Linked DNA regions of Homo sapiens: region 2 is linked to region 1. Evidence: chromatin contacts called from ENCODE Hi-C or POLR2A ChIA-PET data. All regions are on one chromosome and are shown on one strand. Each heading gives the region's core, a stretch centred on a gene start or an enhancer-like site at or near the end of the contact. The rest is flanking DNA. Distances are from core to core; before and after follow the strand shown. Region 1 holds the start of ETNK1 (ethanolamine kinase 1). Region 2 holds the start of MRPS35-DT (MRPS35 divergent transcript).

Region 1 (6,075 bases), core at 2,867-5,366:
GTAATCTTTGCATGTGAACTAAATTTGAATGTTCATTCCATAAACATTACGTTGTTATAATTTTCTTATTTGTCTTCCCCATCGGACTAGGAATTTCAAAGAGCAAATATTTGTTTTTTGATTCAAGTATCCAATATATAGTAGGTGCTCAGCAGCAATAATAATTATCATGAAAGACAGCATTTATTTTACCCTCACAATAACCCATTGAGGTAGGGACAACTACTGGATCAATTTTACAGCTCAGGATACTGAGACAGGAAGTTTAATGATTTGACCAGAGTAACAAAGCTAGTAAAGTATAGAATCTGGACTCAAAACTAGCACTGTGTTCAAACCCCATGCTCTTGAGCACTGTAACACACTGTTATTGAAAAGCTAAGTTGCTATAAGGTACCATATAGCAAGCAATCTCATTTAGACCCAACAAAGGAATAAATATATTAGTTTTGTAATGTTAAATAATAATTACGGTATTAATTCCTACCTATGAAGCCTTTGCCATTATCTACTATAAGTCCCAAGTAATGGAAAAATTCATAGTGACAAGTTAGTGAGAAAAACAACGTTGCTTAATACTGCAAACAGAAAGACCCTGAGACAACATAACTGGAATATTCCAAACACTAATTCATCAGCTCTTCAGAAAATGAAAAACAATTTTAAGAGTCCGTTGAGAATTATTATGGACCTGAGATCTGACTTGATTCTTTATTCCTTTATACGATGACTCTCCAAAGAAAAGTATAAAAATTAAAAATCAAAATCTTCAAATAAGTTAAACAGTTGTTACACAACAAAAGTAACTCGTGAAGGAAAGCTTAAGTAATCCCTTTTTCCTAAAATGGTGTCACATATGAAAAAAGTAATGCAAATTTATGTTCAAGGGAACTTTAAAGCAGAATCTTTTTATGAGCCAAAGCTTTTAAGAAATTAATTTTATACAGAAGCACCTTCCCTGCCTAAATCATAATATACAAACAAAACTCTTGGTCATAGAACAATAATTCATAAGATGGTTTATCATCTCAGATCTGCCATTTGTAAACGGCAAATTCAGTTTCATTAACTATATGATACATATTAACAGTACCGTCTACATCTACCTCACAGGATAGTTGGGAGAATGCATGTGAAAGTGCTTTATAAACAGTAAAGGATTATTAAATACAAAGCACTGTGGCTGTATTGTTGTTTTAGATTTACTCTGCCTATTCTGCTACTATACTCCGAAAACCTCACCATCTCCTTTATAATTTATTCTTTTAATCTAGTAAGAACAGGAATTCTGTCTAAAATGAGATATATTTACTCCATGTACCCACAAATTCTGAGCAAAGACTGGGCCTTCTATCATTTTGACTCTAGTAAGTCTTTTTTAGCTTGTTTTTTTCTTTTTATTTTCTGATATGCTCTGGATAGTTCAGCTTGCAGGAATAATCAATCACCAGATAAGTATTACTACAGTAAGTTTCTAAAGTACATTTAAAGTATATCTTAAACATACAAAAATGTTAGAAAAAAACTGAGAAAAAAACAGGCTACATTACTGATACTCGACTGCTCTAAAATTACATTATACTCTGTCGACTATATAATACATACTTCCTCTGAAATGTGAGGTATGATTCTTATCTATTTCAAGGGAAATACAGTAAAATCTCAAAAGAAAATATTTCCTTTGAGATTTACTAAAGAAATTCTGAACCATTATGAAAGTAGTGTTTGCAATGACCTAGAATGCAAGGAGCCAGATCTACTGAGTTGAAAGGTGAATAATCATCAATTCAGCTTAGCAGATGCTTTTAGGACAGCTTCTAGACCAAAGCTTTGCTTGCACATGGAGGGAATGTATTTCTAACTAATAATCATCTTAGGGAAAAATAAATGGTAGTATTTACCTGCACTTACAAATATTAAAAATTCGGATTATAAACCCAAAGGTCTTTAGGTTAAAAGTTGCTACAAGAAACCAAGATTTAAACACACGTAGTTACTTTCCAACAAGCAAAAACAGTTTAATGTCACTACATTTTGCCCTTTTTTACCTACATCCTGGCTTACTTCACTGAGTTTCACCTAAAATGATAGTGCCTACCTAATATGGTTGTTCGGGCGACTAAGATAAAAAAAAAATAATTTAACTAACCCCACAGTAGCTATTATTACTATTCTACAGACAAATACATCAAAGGAAATTCCAGTCTTCAAAGCTTTAAACTTTAAAGTCACTGCTTAAAAGTAACTGATCTGCCAACACTAGAGTTTACCAGGAAGTAGCACTTTTTAATTAATAATGTTTTATGTATAAGTGACTGCCAGAAAACAAATCATCTTAATAAATTTTAGAGTCTTATATAATAAAATACAAACAAATTGATAAACTAAACAAGTACTGAATTTCAATTTGGAAGACACATTTCCTTTAAAGGAAATATATTTTTTAAATGACATAAAAATCACTTTGGATTCACTATTTCCTATATTCTCGGCTAACAAATACTCCCTTAAATTTCAAAATTTGTTGTCTAACAAGTTTCTTCTCCAAAACATACGGGTCCTTTAAAATAATCTGCTTAAAAACTCTTCTAGGTAATAAGAACTGAAACTAACACATGAAAACCCAAGTGTCAGGAACTGTTCTGGGCCCTAGGCACTGCTCATGTTTTATTCATCTTTGTGTGGGTGGCTGGCTAGTTTAGCGAAGAATTTAGCAAATAAATCAACAAATATTGGTGAATAAATTAGTCATCAAAACGAGGCAGATGATTTGGCTAATTCAAATGAATGTTCTTACATTATTGCTCAGATTTAGAACAAATCCCAAATATCCCAATCTTGAAAATTACTGTTTTTTTTTGTTTGCAAGGGAAAAGGAGAAAAAGAGATCTATTTTTGTATCTAGTTCCTGAAACTAAAGCTAAAAACAGATTAGTATTCAAAAAAAATCACGTAGTGGAAATCATAACTTCCAACTTATTAGAAAACTCCTAGAGTCTCAGGGATTTTTTTCCTCCCAATTTTTTCTCTATCAACACGGTGTCTCATGAAAAGGAAACAGTCACAAGCCACTGCTCCTTCTAGTATCAGGTATTAATTTCAGTAAGACGACTTTAATAATTCAGAAATATCGACTCAAACAAAACAATGTGTGTGGTGCTGCCTAAGAACCGACCTAGCGATGCATGGTCGTGGTCATTACTTTGGGAATTGAGTACGCTAGGGTTTGGGAAGACAAAACGCAGTGTGAGGCATCAATGAAAGCACATCGCAGGGGGAGGGGAGAGGAAGGAAAGATCAGAGAGGATTAATGACTGCATTACTGGTGGGAGGGGAGGAGGTAGACGAGGACCCCGTGCAAGGGGAGTGGAAAGGTTCATTTTGCAGTGACCGTGGACTGGGGAGTGGGAGGAGGGGCAACTATCAGCAGGAATCTCCCCCCGTGGATGGGTCCGTCACTTACGCAGCGGCTTCTAGAAAGAGAAAATGTGCCTCAGGTCAATCTCAAAGAGCAACTGCGACGGGAAGGGGGAGTGACCCTCCTAGGTGTGAGGGGAAATACAGGGTCACTTCCCAATAGACTTAAGGAGATGTTGCCCTAGGTCCTCCTCGGTCATCGTGGGACAGAGGCGATTGTGGTGAGGACCCCCAGAGCCGCGTGAGGGGCATAAGAGACCCAGAGCTGAGGTGTGGGCGTTACCTGCAGGGTCACCTCCTGGGGGTCCCAGTGAGGCCGCAGGTGTTGCAGGAGGCTCAGGGCCCCCTCCCGGCAGCGATGCTCCTCCTGATCCTGAACGGTGACGTTCAGCTTGGGCACCTCCGGGGAGCCGGGAGGGACGTGGATGTAATTGGCCATGGCCCAGGCGACGGCGGAGACTACCACCACGACGACGGCGACGGCGACCACGAGAACGGCGGGCGCCGACAGACTGGTGGATCCTTCCGTCCCGGGGCGCCCTCGCGGGAGGGCTGGGGGCGCTGGGACGGGCGGGCGAGCGGCAGGAGAACGTCTGGAGGCGGCACTGTTGCCGATCCGGGTCTGGACAGCAGCTGAACTGAGCCCGGCCCGCTCTCGGAGAAAATTCCTGTTGTCGGAGCTGGACCGCGGGCGGCCGCAGAGCATGCCGGGGCTGGCCTGACGCTGGCGTCACGCGCGGGGCGGGTCCTGCGCTGCGTCAGGGTGCCGAGGCGGGGTTTCTCGCCTCCGGTCACAATGGGACCTCTGTACCGCGCTGGGCTTGTTGGCCTGCGATTAGCACACACCCATCCCTGGGAACTGCTAGTCTGGAAAGCGGGGCTGCTTCTCCGGGATGAGCCCGAGCCCTGCCAAGCCCCTCAAGGCATTGAAGCTTTAGCTCACCTTATCCGAATGGTCATTGGGCATCTGGACTTGAGTTAACGACTGAATTTTTCTGGGAAGCAAGGGACACGTTCTAAAATAACCCCAGGATCACTCTCCGAACTTGGCCTGAGTCTAGGCAAGCAGTGTTACTCGGTCGCCTTGATCTTGGAGCTGCTGTGTACTGGGGACCTCATACTAGTTGGGTTAACTATATTCCCATTAGCAGTACGCGGGATCGCAGTACTCGGGACAAGCTGAGTTCAGGTATTTGGGTAAGACAACTGCAACACTTCAGAGGTTATTTGTGGAGTAAGATGTTCGACCATACAGTGAATAATTCGAAGCTAGGGAGAACAGATTAGAGTCTGGTATGAAGAAGAAAGGGAAGGAAAGGAATAGTTTTGAAGCTCAGCGCTAGAACGACTCGATGTCCATGCCAGGGTACCCCGAGTGGGCCTTGAAATCTTGCGTCTCAGTGCCTTACAGGGAATGGTAGAAACTGGAAAATCTACAAGTAAAGTATTGGGACCTCCTAATTTTCCTTTTAGATGGAGGAAAACGGGCTGGGATTCCCTGCAGCACTTAGCACACGGTGAATACGTTTGTTAGTAGTAAATAAAACCCTTAACTGGACTGAGTTTAATTAACATTCAAAATGTTTAATTACTTCACTAGCATTAAGTTTACATCCTGATTGTTCAGAAAGAACCTACTTACCTTTGTAATTAACAAAATAATTACTTCACCGATAACGGTAAACTTCCTAAACTAAAAAGAGGGGTGGAAATGGAGCTTTATAATACAGCAAAGAAGTTGATTTAACATTTTTCAAATTTAGTGGTTTTTTTGTTTGTTTTTTGTTTCTGTTTTTTTTTGTTTTGTTTTTGAGACGGAGCCTCACTCTGTCGCCCAGGCTGGAGTGCAATGGCGCGATCTTGGCCCACTGCAACCTCCGCCTCCCGGGTTTAAGGGATTCTCCTGCTTCAGCCTCTCGAGTAGCTGGGATTACCGGCGCGTGCCACCACGCCCAGCAAATTTTTGTATCTTTAGTAGAGATGGGTTTCACCATGTTGGCCAGGCTGGTCTCGAACTCCTGACCTCAGGTGATCCACCCACCTCGGCCTCGCAAAGTGCTGGGATTACAGGCGTGAGCCACCGCGCCCTGCCAGATTTAGGCATAATTTTCTACAAGAAACATTAGAGTGTGTGTTCCTTCCACTTTGGGGAGAAATCATAAATATACTACTACTTTCACATTTCAGATAGTATCTCTTGTATTTTTGTATAAATTGTATTTTTTATTAAGCAGTTGACATTTTAAGAATTTTAAAACTATGTAACTGTAAAACAATTTAATTGAAAATTATGTTGCAAACTGCACTAGTTTGTAATGGTAAATAAGAGTCCATTAACAAGTAGAAGAAAAGAAAAAAAAACTATTAGGTACCTGAGAACAAAAGTAACCGAAAATGTACAGGATCCATGGATAAAATTAATGGAGAAATGAACCATATTCATAAATGAGAAAAGATTAATGTAAAGGCCTCAATTTTCCCTGAACTAATCAGTACATATAATGCAATTCCAGTTAAAATCTCAAAAGGGTTTTTTTACTGAACTTGTTAAAATGACATTGAAATTCATATCAAAACTTAAGGTCCAAGAAAAGCGCTGTAATTGGGGAGAGGAGGATAGGGACAGGTAAGATCAGGGAATATATTGGGAGGACCAAC
Region 2 (6,484 bases), core at 372-2,871, 5.1 Mb before region 1:
GCCAAAAATCCAAATGAAATGTCTACAAACTCTTGAGAGATCAGATTATTACTTAACTAACTCTCTGACGTCTTATACTACCACTCTCTCCTCTACTCACACTTAGCTCCTGCCACATTGTCCTTCTTCCCGTTCCTTGATCACACCCCTCAGATTGTTCTCAACTTTTGGCCTTTGCACTTATAGTTCCCCATACCCCAAAGGCTCTTTCCCCATATCTCTGCATGGCTTGGGGCCCTGTTCAAATGTCACTTCCTCAGAAAGATCTTTCCTGACCATCCTGTGGCCACTACTCCCCCCAAATCCATCATTCTCAATACTCTACTTTATTTTTCTTCAAAGCATTAAACCCTATCTGACATCTTATTTAGTTGTTTGGTTGTTTATACTATTGACTTCCCCACCTTGCCGTATCTCCGGTGAGTGTCTAGAACACTGCATGGTATACAATAGGAGTTAAGTATTCCAAGAATTTAAGAATGAAAATTTAAAAATAGACAATTATTAGACCTATGAAGAGCCAGTATGAAGGATTAATGTATTTATAGTTTATCTGAAAACAATGGGAAACCATTTGTAGATCTTGAACATGAGAGCAGCAAGACAAGATCTAAATTTTGAAAACCTCATTTGGCTGTTTTGAGAATTCAATGTAGGAGAGCAAGAGGGGAAACAGGAAACGGAAAAAAAACTTGTAGAAATGAGATGGTCACCTGAACTAGATAGTTGGTAGTATGAGGAGAGTAAATTAGAGATATAACAGGAAGTAGCACAGGTAGGATCCGCCTATTGATTAGACTCACGCCAGCTCCTCCTCAACGCTCCCGTCATTCTAGCCACACTTCTATCACAGCGCCTCTCACCCTACATAGCACTTCTCCGCTAATAAATCTGTATTTTCCACTAGAGTCCTCCGGGGTAAGCACGCTATCAAGCATCCCTACAATCTCTGTTAAATGGAGGTCATCAACGCCTGTTGAATGAAGGCCGCCCATTTGGTGGCCTGGAATTCAGAGCAGCAATTTGTCCTAGCACAGCCGTATGACTCTCTTAATGTTTGGGGAAATCCATGGTTCAACAGCGCCGATGCCCGATAAACAACACAGCACCAGTAACCTGTGCCAGGGGCTGTGGACGGGGGCAACACAGGAGCAGGTCACGGGGAAGGGGGATGTAAGCTTTCTGAGCAAACTCCCAGAGCACCCAGGGCAGAAACAGGCGGCTAGAAGCCGGGCAACGCGGGTGCAGAGCACAGACCCACGTCCATGGTTTTCCTACCAGACGGGCCTGGCAGCGGACGCACTGGCCTCCCCCGGGCGGCGCTGGCTCAGCCACCGCGGCACCCTTCATGAGGCCGGTATTCCGCTCTTGCACCTCCCCCAAAGCCCAGAGAAGACGAGACAGACACTCACGCAGGCTAGGTGTCGGGACCGGAGTGGCCGAGTAGACGGCAGTGGAGAATGCACGCAGAGTCCTTGCCCTCGACTGCAGAGACAGCCATGCTGGGAGCGCGGCGGCCGCCATGGCTGCGAGGACGGCAAGCCGGAGGGGACAAGCGGCGTTCAGTGTCAGGGGCGGGCCTGGGGCCGCTAAGCGCAGGCTCCCTGGGCTGGCACCGCCCTAGGCTGGAGAAAGAGGAAACACGTTGGTCTGCGCACTCAGAGCCGAGTCAAATGTGCAGGAAGATTCCCCCAAACTGAAAGAAGTAATGAAAAGAAAACAAAAAAAATCCTTAAAAATCGAGTGAATCAGTTCGTAGAGAATTGCAGATAAAGACCGTAGGGATAGGGGTTGCGGCTCACTGAAGGCGGGCGTGCTCTGGGTGGAACCTCAGTTGATCCGAGAGTCAGGCGGTCTACCCGAGGGACTCTTGTTATTTATAATTGTTGCTTTTCTACATTTACTTGGATTAAAGAAGTCTTCAACTAATGCCAGTAATATGCGCTAAGGGGAGAGAAGCAGTATCCCGAGCCAGAGTGCTTGGGTTTCAAACTTGACTTCACCACTTCTGGGATGTATGATCTCAGACAAGTTAGCATAGACAAATATTTGTGTACAGCGTTGGCATACAGTGAACACCGCGTGTACGTAGCCTATAACTTTTAGCTATATATGGTTAGCTTGTTGTTAGATCAGCTTAGAATTACAGAAAGTCAGAACTCATCAGGACCTAGAAAATAAACTTTTAATGAACACTCTTAAATTTTCTACGGTAGGATGAATTAACATACAAGCCTTAATAAAACAATTCTCGGCCGGACGCGGTGGCTCGCGCCTGTAATCCCAGCACTTTGGGATCCCGAGGCGGGTGGATCACCTGAGGTCAGGAGTTTGGGACCAGCCTGACCAACATGGAGAAACCTGGTCTCTACTAAAAATACAAAATTAGCCGGGTGTGGTGGCACATGCCTGTAATCCCAGCTACTCGAGAGAAGAATCGCATGAACCCGGGAGGCAGAGGTTGCGATGAGCCGAGATCGCGCCATTGCACTCCAGCCTGGGCAATAAAAGCAAAACTCCGCCTCAAAAATAAAATAAAATAAAATAAATTCTCTATTTTCTCTTTATTTTAAAAATTATTTTAATTAATTAATTAATTATTATTATTTTTGAGACAGAGTCTTGCTCTGTTGCTAGGCTGGAATGTGGTAGCAGGACCATGGCCCACTGCAGCCTTGACCTCCCAGGCTCAAGTGATCCTCCTACCTCAGCCTTTCAAGTAGCTGAGGCTACAGGCACGCACCACCACACCCAGCTAATTAAAAAAAAAATTGTTTTTCCAGAGATGAGGTCTCACAGTGTTGCCAGGGCTGGTCTCAAACTCTTGGGTTCAAGCGATCCTCCTGCCTTGGCCTCCCAAAAAAGTGATAGGACTACAGGCGTGAGCTACTGCACCTGGCCTATTTTTTCTATTTTTAAGTTTTTTGTAGAGTTGGGGGTCTTGCTATGTTGTCCAGGCTGGTCCCAAACTCTTGGCTTCATGTGATCCTCCTGCCTTGGCCTCCCAAAATGTCGGGATTACAGGCATGGGTCTGGCCTATTTCCCTATTTTGTCTCAAAGTGACAAAATTATAACAGTAAAAACAACTAAAAATAAACAAAACCGATTCTTGGTAAGCATACAACCAGTAGAGCAGAGGTATGCAGGTGTCCAAGAATATTCTAGCTGTGAACATTCAGTGCGCCATGGACATCAATCAGTAAGGTATGGGAGGGGGACAAATAGCATGAGATGGACAAGTATTTGTAATATTCATCATCTTCATCTTTTCTGGACTTTTACCATCCTGTTATTGTTCCAAAATAGAAGCATGATGTATGAGTTTCCTAGGGGATTGGAACAAAGTACCGTAAACTGGGTGACTTAAAACAACAGAAATTTCCTCTCTCACAATCCTGGAGTCTGGAAAGTCCAAAATCCAGGTGTCGGCAGGGTTGGTTCCTTCTGGAGGTTCTGAGGGAGAATCTGTTCCATGCCTCCCTCCTAGCTTCTAATGGTTGCTGGCACTCCTTGGCTGGTAGACACATCACATCACATCACCTTCTGCCCCCATATTCCAATGGAGTTCTCTCCTCTCCTCGGACTATTTTTAAGATCAAAATCATGGCCTTTTTAATCAGATGGAGGTGAGGTTTGAATCCAGGCTCTGGTTCTTTATGATTTTGGGCAAATCTACCTTATCTTTCTGAGTTTCAGTTTCAAGGAAAATGACAGCAATAATATTTTTCTTACGACAGTCGTGATTAAAGGCATAAATATAAACGGTGGGCATTGGCATTAAGTGTAGGGTCAATGCAACAGCCTCCTTTTCTTGCAAGTTTGTATATTTTAGTAAAGTGCAAGTCCTATACCATAGAAATTTAGGGACAAAAGGAGTATGATCATATTCATACTGTTACCAGCGGCAAATCTGTACAGGTCTGCGGCAACCTCAATTCTTGCCTCCTCAGAAGAAAGAATTTGATCGAGGAACATAAGGCAGAAGGAGAGACAGAAGCGACTTTTAGAGCAGGAGTGAAAGTTTATTAAAAAGCTTCACAGCAGGAACAAAAGGAAGGAAATACACTGGGAAGAGGGCCAAGTGGGCGACTTGAAAGTCAAGTACCCCATTTGACCTTTGACTTAGGGTTTTATACGTTGGCATACTTCTGGGGTCTATGTCCCTTCTCCCCTGATTTTTCCCTTGGGGTGGGCTGTCTGCATGCACAGTGGCTTGCCAGGACTTGGGAGGGGAGCATGCATAGTGTGTTTATTGGAGTCGTATACATGCTTACTTGAGGCATTCTTCCATTAGCAGTTGCACGTCCCTAGAAGATCAAATACCAGTTAAATTCTGCCATTTTGCTTCTTAATGTGCACGCTTGCGCACACTCACCCAGCTCCTGAGATCTTACTGGAAAGTTGCTGATCACTAGTTTCAGGTTTTTTGTATCTATTGGGAGAATGCTATTCCCTGGTGCTGGCTGCAACCAATTATTGTTTTAGAAAGACAGTTAATAACCACCTGACCGTCACCTGATGGTCGCCTGAAATTCCTGGGGTGTGCGTGTGTGTGTGTGGAGGGGGGTGTGTGTATAAGGGGAGCCCTCTCCTGCCCTGCTCATTCATGACTAGCTACCTACTCTAACAATATTTCTTAATTTCTGAGCAAGATATTAAAGACATAGGTCCCCATTCTACCTTGCTATGCGTTCTATCTTTTGTTGTACTCTCTCCCTAAGACTAAAGTGGATAGATGACCAGAGCTAGAGGAGCCAGAAAAATACTTATTGTTTTCCGTGGCATCAAGTACAGTAAGTTTCATTCTATAGTAAAAGTTAAAAATTCATTCATAATGCTATTAATGCTATCAACAAGCAAAAATATCTGTCTTGTGCAGTGTAAAGAGTAAAGCATGTACTATCTTGCACATAGGGGTTACTAAGATTACATAATTTTTCACTTGGCAGTGATCTTAGAGGTGCAATCATTCACTCACGATAAAAATATTTTCTTTGCTGGGTGCAGTGGCTCACTCCTGTACTCTCAACATTTTGGGAGGCTGAGATAGGGGAATCACTTGAGCTCAGGAGTTTAAGCCCAGCCTGGGCAACATAGCAAGAGCCTGTCTCTACAAAAAATACAAAAATTAGCCAGGCATGGTGATGTGTGCCTGTAGTCCCAGCTACTGGGGAGGCTGAGGTGGGAGGATCACTTGAGCCCAGGAGGCAGAGGTTGCAGAAAGCCGAGATAGTGCCACTGCACTCCAGCCTGGGCGACAGAGTGAGACCTGTCTCAAACAAACAAAAAAAATATTTTCTTCAAACTTTGTGACCATGTAATCTAACACATCATAGAAGCTAGGCTGGCTTCATAGACATACAACGTGCCTGCGCTTGGCCTAATGCTTTGCTGTTGCTGTCTTAAAATTCTTAATACTTTTTTTAACAAGGAGTCCTGCATCTTCAGTTTGCACTGGAACCTACAAATTATGTAGCTGGTCCTGTGTAGAACAATTTTAAATATTAAGCTGTCTTACAATTGGTTTTTATTATATTTAAACCTGAATTAATTCAATAAAAGCTACTTTTTAATTTTTTATCTTTATGGATACATAGGAAGTATATATATTTATGGGGTATATGATATATATTGATACAGACATAAAATGTATCATAATCACATCAGGGTAAATGGGGTATCCATCACCTCAAGCGTTTATCCTTTGTATTAAAAAGCTACTTTTAATCAAAACTAACTTCTTTTTTTTTTTTTCTCTTTTTTGAGAAGGAGTCTTGCTCTGTCACCCAGGCTGGAGTGCAGTTGCACAATCTCAGCTCACTGCAACCTCCACCTCCGGGGTCCAAGTCGTTCTCCTGCCTCAGCCTCCCAAGTAGCTGAGATTACAGGCATGTGCCACCATGCCCAACTAATTTTTGTGTTTTTGGTAGAGACAGGGTTTCACCATGTTGGCCAGGCTGGTCTTGAACTCCTGACCTCAAGTGATCCGCCCGCCTCGGCCTCCCAAAGTGCTAGGATTATAGGCGGGAACCACCACACCCGGCCTTCAAAACTAACTTGCTTTATAGTAGGTGAACAAAGTATGTCTATTCACAAGTATGGTAGACAATATGCAAATATAAGGAATAGGTATAGAGACCTTGCAACCTAAATGTTCATCAAAACAGTATGGGTTAAATCTATTATGGTGTATTCATATAATGCAGAGTACTACTAATAGAGGCAGGTGGCAGAGAAATCCTAGGCAGACAGAGGTGGGTCTCCGGTGAAACCCGACCTTCAAGCCAAAAACAGTGTGAAGCCCATGGACCAGAGTGAGAACTTCTATTCCTGTTTGCCCACTCTCTCCCTATTGGTTCTTTCTGAATAATGTATTTTAACCAATCAAATGTTGCCTTTTCCAGTATTACCTACAGTCCACCCCACCGCCATCCTGTGCCTGTAAAGACCCCAGACTCAGTTGGTAGAGGTGGGAGATGGCCT

Evidence for each region. A loop is a pair of places that touch in the nucleus more often than their neighbours do. ChIA-PET counts read pairs that join two places held with the same protein, here RNA polymerase II (POLR2A). Pooled maps may share reads with other maps.
Region 2: a map of naive thymus-derived CD4-positive, alpha-beta T cell shows a loop between it and region 1 (13-fold over the local background). The contact joins the promoter of MRPS35-DT here to the promoter of ETNK1 in region 1. A Hi-C loop is called at or near these places in 1 of 168 maps with a recorded cell type or tissue (naive thymus-derived CD4-positive, alpha-beta T cell) and 7 of 50 pooled maps. POLR2A ChIA-PET finds 5 or more read pairs at or near these places in 1 of 52 experiments (WTC11).

The regions. Positions count from the first base shown.
Region 1 is chr12:22,623,212-22,629,286 of GRCh38, reverse strand. It overlaps ETNK1 (ethanolamine kinase 1), which reads right to left and starts at 4,116. Exons shown (of 8, transcript NM_018638.5): 1 at 3,701-4,116. The coding sequence starts at 3,856. It overlaps ETNK1-DT (ETNK1 divergent transcript), which reads left to right and starts at 4,241. Exons shown (of 4, transcript NR_135030.1): 1 at 4,241-4,614. RefSeq lists enhancers at 2,993-3,682, 3,702-3,871, 4,402-4,471.
Region 2 is chr12:27,705,884-27,712,367 of GRCh38, reverse strand. It overlaps MRPS35-DT (MRPS35 divergent transcript), which reads left to right and starts at 1,621. Exons shown (of 5, transcript XR_001749448.2): 1 at 1,621-1,705. It overlaps MRPS35 (mitochondrial ribosomal protein S35), which reads right to left and starts at 1,536. Exons shown (of 8, transcript NM_021821.4): 1 at 1,413-1,536. The coding sequence starts at 1,524. RefSeq lists enhancers at 1,116-1,905, 1,916-1,995, 2,026-2,105.